3 separate regions of the Homo sapiens genome follow, and all the other regions are linked to region 1. A link is a loop called in an ENCODE intact Hi-C map of the cell type or tissue named here. Cell type or tissue: mammary epithelial cell. All regions are shown on one strand. Each heading gives the region's core, and the rest is flanking DNA. Links, peaks and the distances in the headings are about the cores only. Region 1 has its middle 150 kb from the start of RUNX1. Region 2 overlaps LOC100506403 (a long non-coding RNA gene). Region 3 has its middle 89 kb from the start of RUNX1.

Region 1 (5,644 bases), core at 1,601-4,100:
TCACCAGAATTATCTGGTACCAAATCAAACCAAAACATGGCACGTCCCTTGAATGAACCCTTCAGTGGCTGCTATCACCTCCAAAGCAAAGCCCAAGTGCCTTAGCAAGAACTTTGGTCACCTCCCCAGGAAATACTCTCACTCCTCCTGACTCATGCATGCTGTCAATATGGAACTCCTAAAGTTCTCAAGGATGCCCTGCCTGGAAGGCTTCCAAACCCACTTTGTCACAGTTCTCCTTGAAGGGTCTGTGATTCAGCTCAGGGACTATCTCTTTCTGATTCCTCTTATGACACCTTAGGCTAGCCTAAGCCCTCTCCCTTCTATATGAATAAAACCTTATACCTGCACCTATTATTTCATTTACTTTATAATGCATGCATTTTTGTGTAATATACATATATATATGTATATGCACATATATGTATTTATGTATATCTATATACCTCTATCTAATCTATCATCTATCTCTCTAGTCATTGCACTTGCTTTACAATGATTCACATGAGTTTGTCTAACCCTACTCATCTACGGACAACTTAAATCCAGTAATGAACTTGTTCAGTCACCTATGAATCTCCAGTGACTACTGTGGTACATGGACTAAACAAAGTCTGTATTCTATCAATACTTTTGGAAGGAAATTATGAAGAAATACAGTTCCATCTCTCCCACAAACAGATCAGAATGTACGGAATAATAACTGGCTTGCATAATTTGGATATCTGTCCCCTCTAAGCCTCATGTTGAAATTTGATCCCTGTTGTTAGATGTGGGGTCTAGTAGGAGGTGTTTGGGTTATGGAGGTGGGTCCCTCATGAATGGCTTGGTGCTGTCCTTGCAGTAGTGAGTGAGTGTTCACTCTATTTGTTCCCTCAAGAGTTCACCCCCTAGCCGGTTGTTAAAAGACCTTGGCACCTCCCTCCCCTCTCTCTTGCTTCTTCTCTCACCATGTGACTTGCACAAGCCTGCTCCTCTTCACCTTCCCCAGTGAGTGGAAGATTCCTGAAGCTCTTATCAGAAGTAGATGTTGGTGTCATGCTTCTTGTACAGCCTGCAGAACTGTAAAACAAATAAACCTCTTTTCCTTATAAATTATGCAGCCTCCGTAAGTATTCGAGGAGAGCTTTCTATGTGCTCAGCGCTCTTCCAGCTGCTAGAGATACAGCAGAAAACAAGATACGAGAAGTCCAACTTAGCAGAGATCACATTCCAGGGTGCCAAGTATCCTGACAACATAAAAGTCAGCACATAAATGAACAAAAGGACTTCTGACAGGGCTAAGTCATTCAATTAATTTTAGAAATATTTATTGAACTCCTGTGTAAGGGTCAGATACTCTTCTGGGTCCAGAGCGTAGAGAAAGTAACAAAACAAATATCCCTTCCAACATGGAACATACAGATGAAATTCAAAAGGGGCTGGACAATGGTAGAGAGTGACTTGGTATAGGAGCTACATTCAATAGTACGGCCAGCTAGGGCTTCTTTAGGAGACACTGTTTGTGTTCAAGTTTGAATGATAAAATCAGCAAAGCACAGAGCTGGGATTGAGAGGGTGGAATATTCCAAGATAGGGAAAGATGATGAGCTTGGTGTACACTGTACAGTAAATATAGCAGTCCTGAGACTGCTAGCCTGATGAACACCTACTTGCAAGGTTGGTCCCTGGTTCACATCTGAAAATTGGGATTTCAGTAATGTTTCCACCACTAGAGAGTGGCTTAATTAATTGATAAGCTTTAACTAATTGATAAAGTTGGTTTACCATACCTGAAGTGTTTATAAACACAATGGGACTTATGCTGAACACCTGCTTTTCTTGGAGAGTCTGGAATGTTGGTGTGTGTTAGGGGAAGAGTGCCTATGTGATAAGCCCCAAATAAAAACTCTGGATACTGAATCTCTAACAAGCTTCCCTGGTAGACAACATGTGTCACAATTCAATGCTAAAGGAATTAAGCATGTCCTGTACGACTGCGCTGGGAGAGAGGACTCATAGAAGCTGGTTTCTTGTTTCCTCTGGACTTGAACTCATGTGCCTTTTCACTTTGATCATCTCCTTTGGTATCTTTTCATTATAATACACTGTAGCTGTGAATATGACCATATGCTGAGTCCTGTAAGTCTTTCTAGTGAGTCATTGAATCTGAGAATGGCTGTGGGGATCCCTAACACATCGTGCATACTTACTTCGTGTAATTCATGTCATATATTTGAAGAAAGGGGTTAGTATGAACAAAAGAGTTGGGTTTAGTGCTAAAGACAGACAAAAACAAGGGATGTGTTTTGCAGGAAAGACCAGCTTAAGAGAATCAACACCAATAAGGCTGCATGGTAATAAAACCTTTGGCAGGTTTCATTCAACTGCTTTGACTCTTTTTTGGTCCTTTTATGGTTTTCTCATCATACCATTCTTTCTAAGTAACTCCAAGACTTTAGGCATTTAAGTTATTCCTGGATATTGGCCTAAGCCTTTATCTTCTTAAAATGGTTCTTCCACGTTTACAACCATTACAATTCACCAAACATAAATTAACTGTCTTTGAGACTCCTCAAGATTACATTACTCCATCATTCAATGAATAGTTATTGAGTACAGATATTTTATTGCAACCCTAAGTACTAAGGTAGCCATTGCTGATTCAAAGATGACTAAGACAAATCCATCTCTATTCTCAAGGAACTTGCTCAAGGGAAGAAAAGTGCCAAAGAAAAACAGGCAAAAGGGCTTTGTTCGGATGGCAGTTTTGCAATTGCATATAAGTTTTCAGGGCCTTCTGGCCATCCAAAGCCACATGTCCTATGCCACAGCCATGCTCCCAACAGGTGAACATAGAAAACTGTAGGTGAGTCAGCATATGGAAAATGCAGGGGATTCCTGAAATAGTACTGAGTCATTAATCACTGATATCCTGGCTCAGTTCACGAAGCAACTGGGAGTAAATAAGCAAAGAAAGTGAACTAATGCTTAGAAGATGGAAATACCCCTGGGGACATTTGTTGAGTCAGTATAAGAACGTGGAAAACTTCAACAGTCATAGATTCAAATGGAATGAAATAAGAGGAGAAGAACATTCCCCAACAGCTTGATCTCTCATCAAAAATTGCTGGCAAGCACCACTCTTCTGAATTCTCTACTTTGGGAATTGGAGGAAGGAAGAAAAGAAAGGAATAAAATGTTGTTCTGATCTCAGCGGATTCTAAATTTATGTGATGTGACAACACATAGTACACAAACACATAGCTAGTGTTTGATGTGTGATGTTGAATTGACTTATACAAGGCAAATTATAATACAAAGGAAAAATAACATAGAAGAAAACAACCTGGAGAAACTGATGGGAGGGAAGATAGGCTTTGGAAGGGGTAAATTAATTAACTCAAAATAAGATAGTTTAAAAAAACAAACAAACTACAAATGGGGATTCATATGTACGGGTTGTTTCAAAATATTGAGTCTTGCCAAAGTTGCCTTGAGAGAAAAGTGAAAGTGACACTAGATATTGATATGTTTGGTTTAGTGGTACTTCCCACTAAATTTGGAGCTTCTCAAATATTATAAAGTGAATTTCTGATAGCCAGTTGCTTCACTGATTTCCATTGCAAAATCAAGGATGTGTTTTTTTCTTTTTTTAGGAAACAAAGATTTCACTTACATGTAAAAGATATATTTAAGAACATAGTAAACTTCTAAAAGCACAGCTTAAAGAAAAAGAACCACCCACAACAAAACACTTTTTTCAAAATATCAACAGTCATAGAACACACACACACACACACACACACACACACACACATATGTATCATACAAATGTTGAATTGGTTTACAGTTGTTTGTACATTTCAGCTAAAGACCTAAATGTAGAAAATTGACCAAGTCATTTCATGAAACTCAGTGACCTTCATGTTCAGCATGGTACTTTCCCATTTTTTCTACTTTCTTCACTTAAGAACTTATTCCTACATATCTCTTTTAGCACATGTACACATTTCAGCATCCCTGATGTGAAGAGAGAGGGTCGAACACCCCAAGGACTGTGAAACTAACAATCATTGACTGCATCCTCCTATTCAGTATTGTGCTAAGCACTAGACGGTCTGATGACATTTAATTCATAAATGCAGTGCACAATGGGTGTTCTTATTCTCATGTTACAGTAAAGGCTGAAATGTCCATACTCTCTTTTGCTCCAAACAACAGGCTCTGAGAAGGCTCATCCACCGATAATGCCACATGCAAGGCTCGTCCCATCAGCATTTGCCAGTCCAGTCCAGGGCGGGCTGCCAGGCCTGCCATTGTCTAGGGCTATTGGATCTCAGTGTTTGGGAGGACGCTTCATCCAGCCACACCAAATGCATGACTTTGAGGGACACCACCCCTCTTCAAAAACTGGAAGCAACTCAGCAACCTAACCAGCAATTTCACACAAACCAGGTCAGGGAGATGATAGCTTGTCCATGGGTTTACTTATGAAAGCTGCTCAGCAAATTTATTGTAGCTGGGTAGTAATGCAGGTTTGGTGACTCTTCAATGCCACATCTGCCCCTAAAGGAGTTCCAGGAATTCTGATGGAAATTCACTGAGTTTTACTTCTGTGCACATTCTGTCACCCAGGCTGGAGTGCAGTGATGAAATCAAAGCTTACTGTAGCCTCAACTTCCGAGGTTCAAGCAATCATCCTGGCTCAACCTTCTGAGTAGTTGGGACTATAGGTGCATGCCACTATGCCAAAATAATTTTTTAATTTTTTTGCAGATATGGGGTCTCACTGTGTTGCCCAGATTGGAGTGCAGTGCCACGATCATAGCTCACTGCAGCACTGACCTCCAGGGCTCAAGCAATCCTTTTGCCTCAGCTTCTGAGTAGCTGGGACTACAGCTGTGCACCACCATGCCTTCTAACATTTTTAATATTTTTTGTAGAGGTGGGGTCTAATTATGTTGCCCAGATTCATCTCAAACTTCTGGGTTTAAGCGATCCTCCTGCCTCAGCCTCCCCAAGGGCTGGGATTACAGATTTGAACCACCATACCCAGCCCTTTACAGGTTCTTTAGCTTCTCCTGTGGATGCCAGTCCACAGGGACAGAATGCAGTACTCAAAGCTGAGAAGACAAGTTTTGCGCTTGCACAGGATTCCCCGTTAAAGCAAATAACAATAATGTGAAGTGAAATGCTGTCTTTCAAAAAGTTATTTGCTCTTCACAGATTTTTTTTTCAGTGAATCCTTCCCATTTCTTTTACATAAGACATTTCCCAAGTCTCATCACCTTTCTTAGGCCACAGGTAATTCAGAAAGCTATAGATTTAATAATTAATAGGATTCTACCAGACCATTTCTTTCCTTACATTTTCAATCAATCAGTCATTAGCTATTGAGCATCTATGATATCTTTCACCCTCCTTGGAATAAAAGCATTATTTTTTAAAAGTTTTCTTGGCTTCACTGACGCATGTTCCTATCCTTTCTCCATGAATAACACTTGTTTGCTCAAGCCAGACACCTGAGGGAATCCTACCTGCCCACTCTCCCTATGTCCCCTCCAATCTGCCATCCAGTTCTGCCAGCTGTTCCCAGTTCTCTCACTCTCTGGGTCTGGCCCTCATGCAGCTAGCTCAAATCATTGAAAGGACTCCATGACGG
Region 2 (5,644 bases), core at 1,111-3,610, 180 kb after region 1:
TATATTATAATTAACTATATAATTTATATGATTAATTGTATTAAATATTCATATAAAAATGGGCTTTTAATATATTGAATACATATCAATATACCATTTTGATATCATATATAAATTATAAATTGCATTGTATAATTATATATTATACTTAATTATATAATTTATATAATTATATTAACTATTAATATAAAAATTGTGCTTTTAATATATGGATTACATATCAATATAGCATACTGATATAAAAATTAATCCCTCAATTTAATTCCATTCATTTATCACCCACAATCATTTATTGAGCACCTGAAAGCCTGAGTTGAGTACCTCCATGCACTTATGGAGCACTCAGTCCCTTCCTGGCACCATTCTGTATACTGAGGACATGGAGATGAAAATGCACAGCCCCCCACCCCCTGTGCTCTCACAGTGGCTCGCAGCCCGTTGCACAAACTGAAGCATAAATAAGTCATTACAAGGTGAGGGGAGCCACAACAGAGGTGTAGGCAGAACAAGACACAGCATAAACAAGGGCCTACAAACTCCACCAAGAAGTGATGGATGACATTCTCAAGCATGACAATGAGTGCGATATTTGGCGAGGGTGGGTACTCTGGGTGAGCAGAGATAACTTGGAAAAAAGTATCTGAGTCAACGGCACAACAATTTACAAAGGGGTCCTCCAGGAAGTATGCTATGCAAAGTATGGAACAAATGAAGAAAGATGTTGCCTCCAGGGGACTTTCTAGCTCCTATTTTTAAAAGGATGTGTGTTTTTAACTCCTTGAGATTAGCAGCATATGAAATGCACACCAATTACCCATACTTTTGATTGATTGCCTTTAATCCTCCACTCCTCTTATATGTGGTTACAAATCCTGCAAAATTTTGATGAAATCTCCTAAAATGATAAAGCAGTGATGCCAACAGATACATAGCCTAATGATATGCAGAAGCAGAAGATAACATAGAATTAGTGAACACAGAAATGGAAAAGTCTCAATCTCACTATTAATTAAAAGTATGCATTTAAAAAAACAGTAACTTTCTGTTTATTGTATTATCACATATTTTGCACAGTGATCATGTCTAATCCTGGGAAGCATCGAGTGAATCTATATATTTACATGTGGCAATTGTACTATATGTCTTTAGACCATTGACCTCAAAAGAAAGGAAAAAAGAAAACCTCTATGCACAAAGATGTTCACGTCAGTATTATTTATGAAATTAATAACAAAAATAGAGAAGCAAATGAAACTTCCAAAATTAATAAGAGTGTTAAATCACTGTACATTTTTAGATGAGTCATGGTATTATTCTTAATATTAACATTTATAATTATTAAAGCTCCTGTCACATGGAAACACTTTCAACATAATGATTATCAAAAAGTGTTAGAAAATGACATGTATACTATGGTTTCAACTGTATAAGATATTTATTTACATAGACGAGAATCAGAAGGAAATATCAAAATAACAGTTAATATTACATAAACACTTTTTTGTTATCTTGAATACTCAGACTTTCTGCTAATACTTTTTAAGCAGTCCTAATAAGACTAGAATTTGGATCATTTAATAAACCCCATAGTAAGGAAACAATATGCGTAGCACTTCTACAAAAGTCTTAGACACACACGCACACCTTCATGTTAAGGTGAAAAATGTACAAGCATATGAAATTAAGAAAAAATTGCCTCATATGGATGGGAGTGAAGATTCATTCCAAATTTTGCCTTGAGTAGATTTGCAAGTTGTCATTACAGTGCCTTCTCTTATTTATCAGTCTGAGCACAATGGCAGAACTCGGTCATCTAAATTATCCATTTACCTTGTATATGGAATTAAGAGCTCTGTGTTAGGGAGCTCCAAATGTCAAGAGGCAGAGTCATGCCGGGGATTGATTCTGTAGATTAGAACATCTCCACCAAGGCATTTGGCCTGTGAGATGTCTAAGTAGATTAATTGAAGTAGAAATGCATTATTTATTATTTAACACTTAGTGAAAGCAGTCAGCAAGCTAGGTTTAATAATGATTTCTTTTAGACACTCACCGATGCATAAGAATTAGGTAAACATGACCCAATCATTACTTGAGAGGTTTATCAGGTTTCAAATCAGAACTTCTTTTTTTTTAAAGAGGCAATTAGCATTGTGATATTCCTCTTGCCTATTAGAAAAGATAAGTTTTATGATATCTATGGGATCTCTAAGAATTAGGCCTATTTAGACAAGGAATGAGAGAGGACTTTTACACTGTTGACAGAGGTCCATTCAGTCAGGGCTATGTTTCTGATCCCTGTAGATAAGTCTAGAAGACAGGAACACACTAACTGGCCTCAACATTCCTAATGGTGACTACTAATTATTTCAGAATTGGAGGAAGACTTGCCTTCCTGTTACAGCTGCCTGGATTGCTGGAGTCTGATTCATACCTAGCCATGTAAGGGAAAGCTCATCTTCTGCCTGGACAGTGTCTTGGCACTCCTGGATGCCTGGCCCCTTGGTGTGTGCTCCCCATAATGCATAAGTTGCGTCATATTTCTGGAGTCACTTCACCCAGCACAGACTGATCTGAATCTTCTTCTTTTTCAGTGAAGTCAGCCTTTGACCAGAGAATCCCTAAGCCATGGATTCTTTCTGGCTTTGGAAGATGGGACAGAAGATGTAGATGGTTAACCATCCCCCAAGGATGGAGGATCTCACTACCCTTCACACCCAGGGATGACCTCATCATTAGCTCTAATATGAAGTCTAATGCTTCCAGTTGCATAAGTTGGGGCAAAGTACTTACTCTCTCTAGGGTTCACATTTTTCATGGTAAATGATGTCTATGATAGAGGGGTTACTGCTGGGACTAAAGACAGAAAACAGGCCAACGGCATTCTCCAGTGGCTTACAGACAAGCAGTGCCTGATGTATTTTGGGTCCTCCATATCACTTTTTAAAAAAATTATGGTAAGAACACTTAACATGAGATCTGCCCACTTAAGAAATGTCTAAGTGTACAACACAGTATTGTTATCTATAGGTACAACGTTGTACCGCAGATCTATAGAACTTGCTCGTCTTGCCTAACTGCAACTTTATGCCCTTTGAATAGCAACACATCAATTTCCTCCCACTCTCAACCCCCGGCAACCACCTTTCTACTCTCGCTCCTGTGAGTTTGACTATTTTAGATGCCTCATGCTACATTTGTCTTTCTGTAACTGGCTTATTTCACTAAACACAGTGTCATCCAGGTTCATCCATTCTGCTGCATATTTCATGGTTTCCTTTTTTGTTCAGGCTGAATAATATTCTATTGTATGAATATACCATATTTTCTTTATCCATTTTTTTTTTTTTTTTTGTGAGATAGAGCCTCACTCTGTCAACCCAGGCTGGAGAGTAGTGGTATGATCTCGGCTCACTGAAACCTCTGCCTACTGGGTTCAAGCAATTCTCCTGCCTCAGCCTCCTAAGTAGCTGAAACTACAAGTGCACACCACCACATCCAGCTAATCTTTGTATTTTTAGTAGAGATGAGGTTTCACCATGTTGGCCAGGCTAGTCTCAAACTCCTGACCTCAGGTGATCCACCCATCTCGACCTCCCAAAGTTCTGGAATTACAGGCATGAGCCACCACGCCCGGCTTCCTTCCACTCTTTCAGCAATGGACATTTAGGTTATCTCTATACCTTGGCTATTGTGAGTAGTGATGCAATGAACACGGGAGAGCAAATATCTCTCTGAGGTCTTGATTTTGATGATTTTGGATAAATACCCAGAAGTGGGATTGCTTCCACTGGTAGTTCTATTTTTAATTTTTTTCGTTGTCCTCCACAGATTTCTCTAACACATGCTTCTAACTTCAAATTTCTTTACTCATAGCACGGATTCCAGTACCGATCCACTCTCAATGCTGCCCATTTCTGTATTTTTCTGACAATTTCCAAGTATTTTATGAATAAGTATCTCTTTTCTTGGCTAATGGATAGAACTGAAATTGCTTTATAACTACCAGTGGTGACTGTGATGGGAAGGATGACAGCTGATGCTAAAAAATTAACACTGAACTTCAGAGTGGTAGCAAAAAAATGAGGGTTATTTCAGAAACCACAATTTATAAACAACAGACTTCCTAACAGGCTAGAACAATAAGAAAGTAAAATTGTGGATCCCCATCCTTTCAGTGTTGGTTTGTTTTTGTTTTATTATAATTATATAATAAATATTACACTTTCATTTTATATACAGAAATGTGAATATTTAAATTTTATTATAATAGAATCTTTAATAAAATCAACAAATATAGTACACTGGAACAAATACACCTATCTCAGAAAACACATTGAGGGCAGAAAGAATATTCACTTATAAGTGCAATCAGTGCCTTCAATTATAGTTGAGTTCCAAAGATATAAAATGTAAAATGTAACTATATCATATATGATGGTTTGCTTCCTGTGAAATCCACTCATTAATACCTTAAAGGCCTTCCCGTGATCCTGTTTAATAATATATTCTTAAAAGGGTGTTATTCTCTGCAACACACATTTTTAATTCTGGATATTTAAAAAAACAAACTCAACATTTTTCTTGGCATTTTTTGCAAATGAATTGGAGTTCATTCAGACATTCAATTCAGTAAAAACAAAAAACACATACATTTCTGCAGAGCCACAGTTGAAGAGCATGGGCTTAGGAGAGCAGACCCCCGGGTCTGGTCCCAGTTCTCCTGCCCCTCCCCAGCTTACTGTGTCACCTTGGCTGTCCCAAGATGTGAGTTCCTCCTTGGAGATGCAGTTCACAGCCAGAGTGATCGCTAAGCTTCCTCCCTGCATTAAAATTCTATTATTCTAAGTCTTTCTCACTTCTCTGGAATTTCCTGTGATATGGATGCTTGCAATTATTACACCTCTGACAATTGATGCCAATAAAAAAGCATCTACAACATCGGACAATGAATTTCTTATGTTTTTATTCCATACAAAATCATGTAGTTAGGTTCAGAAATAAAATATTCATCACACATTTTGTGGTAGGCTGGTCTTGCTCCACGGGATGAAAACATATGTCGCAAGAGGGAACAGGTTTGCCTAAGGACCCATATGAACGAATTCAAAAAGAACCTAAACTCCCAACCATGCCTATCTCTCATACATGAGCTTTCTCTCATTACCAACCAACGTAAATATCAAAAGTTGATCAATGTAGAAGACTTTTATTACACATTGTTCCCACAAACTACTGTGACCCACATGCTTAGGACCCCAAAAGCGGTGTTCTCACTTGCATCCACTGGGTACACACTGGGGAAGTCTCTGGGACCAGGTGGCAAATAAGACTTTTGGAAGTCTTTTCCCTGCAAGAAAGTGATGGCAGGATAGTGCAATGACTGGAGGCAGACAAAACAACCACAAAAGGCCAGAGAGGACTTGTAGCTTTACAGGCTGATCATTTTTATTATGTGTTATTATATTTAAGAAAGCTCTAAATATTTTTCCAAAAGACTGAATGTGCTTAAAAGGAGATACTTTTGTTATCCAATTGCTGGTTCTCTGCTCAAAGGACAAACAAATGAAAACATCAGAAATTCTCCAGTAGTGAGAAACAATGCATAAGCAGTCAAACCTCCAGGAAAACTTCTGAAAGCTGA
Region 3 (5,644 bases), core at 1,612-4,111, 59 kb before region 1:
GTCTCATGGATCCATGGAAATAATTTTGATAACTTTAACTCCATTTCCAGTTGCAGGTATGTTGTCCATAGAGTTCCATTAAACAATATTTTTATTTCAGTCATTTACCATTCAATGAGTCTTTTAAATCCTGTAAAGTCGTGGAAAAAAGTTCAAATTGGCTATAAATGATTACACTAATTTTCTGTTTTCTTTCCATTTCTTTTCTGGTTTTCCTTTTAAAATTGCCCCTCTTGCCTGCAGCATATTTTGCATCAAAAAATGTATGGAGGATGGAAGACCCTTTTCACGCAGCAGCTGGGACAGAGTATTGCTCAGGCAACTTGTTCCCTCACACTAATTTTTGTCTGCATTGTAAAAATATTTTAAATGGTTTTGCATGCTGCATGAAAATGTGGAAATAACTTATACTGTTTGGTGGTAAAATGTAAGAAATTAGACAGATGCATGAATGCTCTTATGGGCAGAAGAGAAGCAGCTGCTTTCCAAAAACACTCTGAACTTTCAGAAAAGGGAACAGTCACTGATTCTAGAATCAGGAGGAAGAATACATAAATGTTATCTGCTGCTCCTTTTGGTTAATTTGGTTATGGAAGGCAGCTTCTGAAAAGGGTCACACGCACCGTATTTTGGCATAAAAAACAGAATCACAAGGAAGAGAAGTACCTCCCCCACCCCCACTTGGGCTGTGGGAGGACCCTCATCCATCAGCGTCTCTGGTACAGGGATAGCTGCTGGCTCAGTGGCTCTGGCCTTCATCCTGGGGTCCTGCTGCTGCCAGGGTGCTGTCTTCTCACCTTTTCAAAGACCCTCATCTCTACTGTCCCATATCCATCCCTGCTGACCAAAGCAAAACTAGGTTTTTCTTGCTTTTCCTGGGCTGAGCCTCTTATTGTTCCTAGACACAGCCAGCCTGGTGAGCACAGGCAAACTGGACATTGGAAGACCCAGCTGCACAAAGACTCCTTCCTGTGAGAGGCTTGGAGAAGACTTTGCTCTAGACACACAAGGGAGCCTGTGGGAAGGTGAGAGAGATATCCCTTCTCATTCCAAGCCTCTACCGGGAGGAAAGGTTGCTCCCAGAGTTGGGGTTGTGGAGCTGTTTATCAGGGTTGGGTCAGATGGAAAAACAGAGGACTGTATGTAACCTAAGGTGAAGTAAAGAATCTAAATATGCTCAGAGAAAGGCCTGGCCTTTTGCTCTCAGCTTCTGGGAAGTGATCTGTGCCTTTGGAATGTCATGTCTGATAGGAGTGGCTTTGTTTGCCTGCAGGCCTTGGACCAGCCAGATAGTGACAAGGTGATTTTGGGTGGGGCCTTGGGTCACATCAACAAGCCTTAGTGAAGATGGGGGCTTTAGGTCATGTGGTCTCAGCTTGGTCTGAGGGGCTGGGAACTGAGCCCAGTTACCTGGGCAGCCAGCCATGCCTAGGTGGTGATAAGACCCCAGCGGAGCCCCTGGATGCAAAGGCTCGGGTGGGTTTCCCTGCGTGGTGTGTTGTTGCACAGCATGCTGGAAAAGTGATGCTGTTGTTATTCACAGGGAGAGGACGATGGAAGCCCTGCCTTTGGTACTCTCTGGGTTCCGCTCTATGTGCTTCTTTCCTTAGCTGATGTTAGCTGCATTCTTCCCGGTAATAAACTGCAATCACCAGTGAATAGCTTTAGTGAGTCCTGTGCTCCTTCTAGTGACTTATTGACACTGAGTGTGTTTTTGAGAGCCCCCTGAACTTGAAATTGATGTCAGAAGTGAAGGTGGTTTTGTAGACACTGTGGCTCTAACTTTGCAGTTGGATAGAGGTGGCAGGAGTTCACCTGTATTTTTTTTTCCCCTAAAGTAGGGTCTAATTCACCCCCATCAAGAGGTGTATTCTAGAATTTGCACACGGACCCCTTTCTTTCTCATTTCTGTGCTTTTTAACAGAACCACTAACTCTTATACCCTCTCGGCCATACATTATCCACTCACATTATTTTCATTTGAATCACATACTCACGTTAGTAATTCCTTCTTACTTGTAGCTGATGAAGTTTGTTTGTTTATTTATTTATTTATTTATTTATTTATTTTAGGTTCTATTAACATTGACATACCAGGCCCCCAATACATGTGAGTTCTCATCTCTATTAGTTTTCTGGAGCTGCCATAACAAAGTACCACAAATTGGGTGACTTAAAATAACAGAAATTTATTGTCTCACAGTTCTGGAGGCTAGAAGTCAGAAATCAAGGTGTCGGAGGGCCATGCTCCCTCTGAAAACTGTAAAAGAGGCTTCTTCCTCATCTCTCTCATAGCTTCTGGTGGTTGCCAGTAGCAGTACTGGGCACTCCTTGACTTGTAGATGTATTATTCGAATTCTCTGTCTGCACATGGCCCTCTCCCTGTCTGCACAAGGCATTTTGTTTTTTTAAATAAGGACAACTATCACATTGGATTAGAGACCCACCTTACTCCAATGTGACTTCATCTTAACTCATTACACCTGCAATGGCCCTATTTCCAAATAAGGATACTTTCCATGAAACTGGGGGTTAGGACTTCTATACACATACACAGATGTGTGTGTGTGTGTGTGTGTGTGTGTGTGTGTATAGGAGGACATAATTGAGCCCATAACCCCATCCATTTCCCCTCATGAAAGATAAAGCTAAGTATGTGAGCTCCTGCGCCTCAGTTCCTTCCTCTGTGAAATGGGAAAGATTATATCACCACTTCCCATCCTGGGAAAGGATGAGAAGAGATACAGCCTCTACATGCACAGCACTGGGCACACAGTGCAGAAATAAGAGCTCATTGTCTCTGGGAGGACTGTTTCTAAGTAGGGTGTTTTCTAATGCATTTAAGTTCATTAAAAGCCAAGGTGTGCAACGACACTCCCCTCACCTGTGCTTTCTCGTCCTTCTGCCACCAGGTGCCAGGGGAGCCAAGAAGAGCAAAACCAAGGAGGCATTGTTTCCTCCAGAGCCTCATTCATCAACTCGCTCTGAACAGTTAGCACGCTCAGACAGTCATCTTCTGCACCTTGCCTTTCCCTGTGTCTTGACTGAGGGCTTATCTGAGAGCCTTTTGTTCAGGCTCATAATTATTCAGTGACTCAGGAGCCCACAAGCATTACCCACGGAGCCAGACAAGACCAGCAAGCTCTGAGGACCACCTGTTCCAAGTCATTTCCTGTGTGGGCGGCAACTTCACAGGGCTGAAAATACGAGTTACGGTAAAAATGTCTTCAACCCTGGCGCGCTGGATTGTTGAAACTCGATGGAATCTTGCTTGATTATGTTCAGGCCAGACACATTTCATTATCATTCTTTGCATATATATTAAAAACTCTAACCCCTTTACAAACAAATGTTCTCAAGGGGCAGACAGCACACCCTTGCCTCATGACATTGCTCTAATAGAGAAAACACCCCAGTGTTTCACCCATTAGGTCAGATCCACGAACACAGAGTGCAGTTGGGAAGGATGTGGGCAGTAATGAAGGTGGTGCTTTTTGCTCCTGTGGGTGCTATGGACAGGTGAGGGTTCAAGGATATTAACAACAAATTTTAAGCCATACCTTACACTACATTGGAGCTTAATCAAATTCTCTGTTCACAGTATGCCTAAATTGGCCAATGGAACGGAAAAAAAAAAAAAAAGCAACCCACCCCCAAGAGTTATTTATGTCATGTAGACAAAACCTGGGTTCGTTGACTGATTATTTCCACTCTCTAGTGATGGTCGTTGCATTTTCACTCTGAGTTGAATTGCTGCATTTTTCCATAAATATATCTGCTCCTCTGGAAGAAGCTTTGTTGCTTAGCCTTATTGCCCTTCACGTCTGCCTTTCTGACCTCATAGACTGTCAAGTTCTTAGTTGGTGACTAAAGTATAAAAGTAATTTCTTTCTCTCTTTTTTAAAATTATTAAAGCCACACATGCTCACTACAGAAAAGTTAGAATGTAGATATGTGTGAAGAAAAGAAAAATTAGCCATTAGGCCCACAATCTAGGGAAAACTCATTTTGGGCATTTGGATGGCTTTAATATGCATTCACTATTAAATGATGAATATGATATTATACATAGTATACTAATATATTATGATGATGGATCAGTGCTGATGTGTTTTAACATAAATGTATATGTTAGTAATGCTGCTGTTTTATCTTAACAGTTTTTCAAACTTGCATTGTTTTGCCCTTCAGCTAAAAGGGTAGGGAATTTGCTAGGGATATAAATTCATTAATCATAAAAATTATGTCATAACAGCCTGCACAGAAATCACAATAGGATGCAGGACATAGATTAGACTAGAGTTGAGATTCTTGCCCCAACCACAACTGTTCAGGCTTTGAAAAGAAAACAAATCTTTTTTTTTTTTTTTTTTTTTGAAATGGAGTCTCACTCTGTCACCCAGGCTGGAGTGCAGTGGTGCGATCTCGGCTCACTGCAAACTCCGCCTACCAGGTTCACGCCATTCTCCTGCCTCAGCCTCCCAAGTAGCTGGGACTACAGCGCCCACCACCACACCCAACTAATTTTTTTGTATTTTTTAGTAGAGATGGGGTTTCACCATATTAGCCAGGATGGTTTTGATCTCCTGACCTCATGATCTGCCTGCCTTGGCCTCCCAAAGTGCTGGGATTCCAGGCGTGAGCCACCGCGCCAGGCAGAAAACAAATCATTTTTAAGCACTGATTCTAAGTCAGCATTGCCCGGTTAAGCTCTTACATTTTCACCAGAAATCAACCCCCGAGACTTAGCAAGTTTGAGTGACCTGTTCCCAGTGGTGCTGTTCTGACGTGTCTGATGTCAGATCAGAAGCTCAGGCCTTCCAACCCAACGCATAAACTTTCTTTTGGTATAAGTATGTTCTTTGTATTGCTTATACTAAAATAATTATTTGTTGTTCATCTGAAATTCAAAGTGCATGGAGGTCCTGTATGTTATCTGGAATCTCAGTGGAATGAACTAGGGGTTTTATAATCAGCATTTGTCCCTACTGCTGAGGCTGTGGCATGTGAGCTGTTAAGTATTTTGACCGTATCCTTCTGCAAACACTGGACCATTTTGTCTTTCATGCAGCCGACTTATTTATGATCAAGGAGAACGGTATAGGGAAATAGACCCAAGTTCATATTACAGGAAGATTGTGTGACGTTACAGAAAGAAACATAACCACCTGGTTAAAACCTTAGCTGTGTGATCTTGTACTAGTTACTCAACCTCGCTGAGGCTGGGATTATGCAAAATGGGGCCAAGCACACCTGCTTCTCAGAGTTTTGGCCATAATGAATGAGGTAATGCATACTATCCCATAACGGGCTCTCAGCTGCAAAGGGAACTGTCTTATCTACACTTATAATTTAGTCAAGTCAACTAAAATGCTGACTGCTCCAGTCCCATACCTACCTCCCATACACCCCAGTGACTGAAGTCAAAGCCAGCATCACACACACCAATTTTTTTTTTTTTTTTTGACGGAATCTCACTCTGTTGCCCAGGCTGGAGTGCACTGGCGCGATCTTGGCTCACCGCAACCTCCGCCTCCTGGGTTCCAGCAATTCTCCTGCCTCAGCCTTCTGAGTAGCTAGGATTACAGGTGCCTGCTGCCACACCCATCTAATTTTTGTATTTTTAGTAGAGACGGGGTTTCAC

What was found. Hi-C counts contacts between places; a loop is a spot of excess contacts. Peaks named below come from ENCODE experiments on the same cell type or tissue, not always from the same donor. Only the 100,000 strongest peaks of a DNase experiment are listed, where the experiment ranks them.
Region 2: a loop joins it to region 1, with 8 times the contacts of the local background. A loop is called at or near these places in 4 of 110 quality-filtered maps.
Region 3: a loop joins it to region 1, with 7 times the contacts of the local background. A loop is called at or near these places in 6 of 110 quality-filtered maps.

Annotation. Positions count from the first base shown.
Region 1 is chr21:35,195,270-35,200,913 of GRCh38, forward strand. No RefSeq gene overlaps it. Among named protein-coding and RNA genes, the nearest start is that of RUNX1, 150 kb to the left of the region's middle. In mammary epithelial cell, for the core only: no CTCF peak of the experiment used is centred there; a DNase peak (open chromatin) is centred at 2,892; H3K27ac peaks cover 2,500 bases.
Region 2 is chr21:35,372,886-35,378,529 of GRCh38, forward strand. All of the region lies in intron 2 of LOC100506403 (a long non-coding RNA gene), which reads right to left. Among named protein-coding and RNA genes, the nearest start is that of RUNX1, 330 kb to the left of the region's middle. RefSeq lists a silencer at 4,646-4,940. In mammary epithelial cell, for the core only: no CTCF peak of the experiment used is centred there; a DNase peak (open chromatin) is centred at 2,436; H3K27ac peaks cover 1,337 bases.
Region 3 is chr21:35,135,825-35,141,468 of GRCh38, forward strand. No RefSeq gene overlaps it. Among named protein-coding and RNA genes, the nearest start is that of RUNX1, 89 kb to the left of the region's middle. In mammary epithelial cell, for the core only: a CTCF peak has its summit at 2,912 (motif pointing right); a DNase peak (open chromatin) is centred at 3,047; H3K27ac peaks cover 2,500 bases.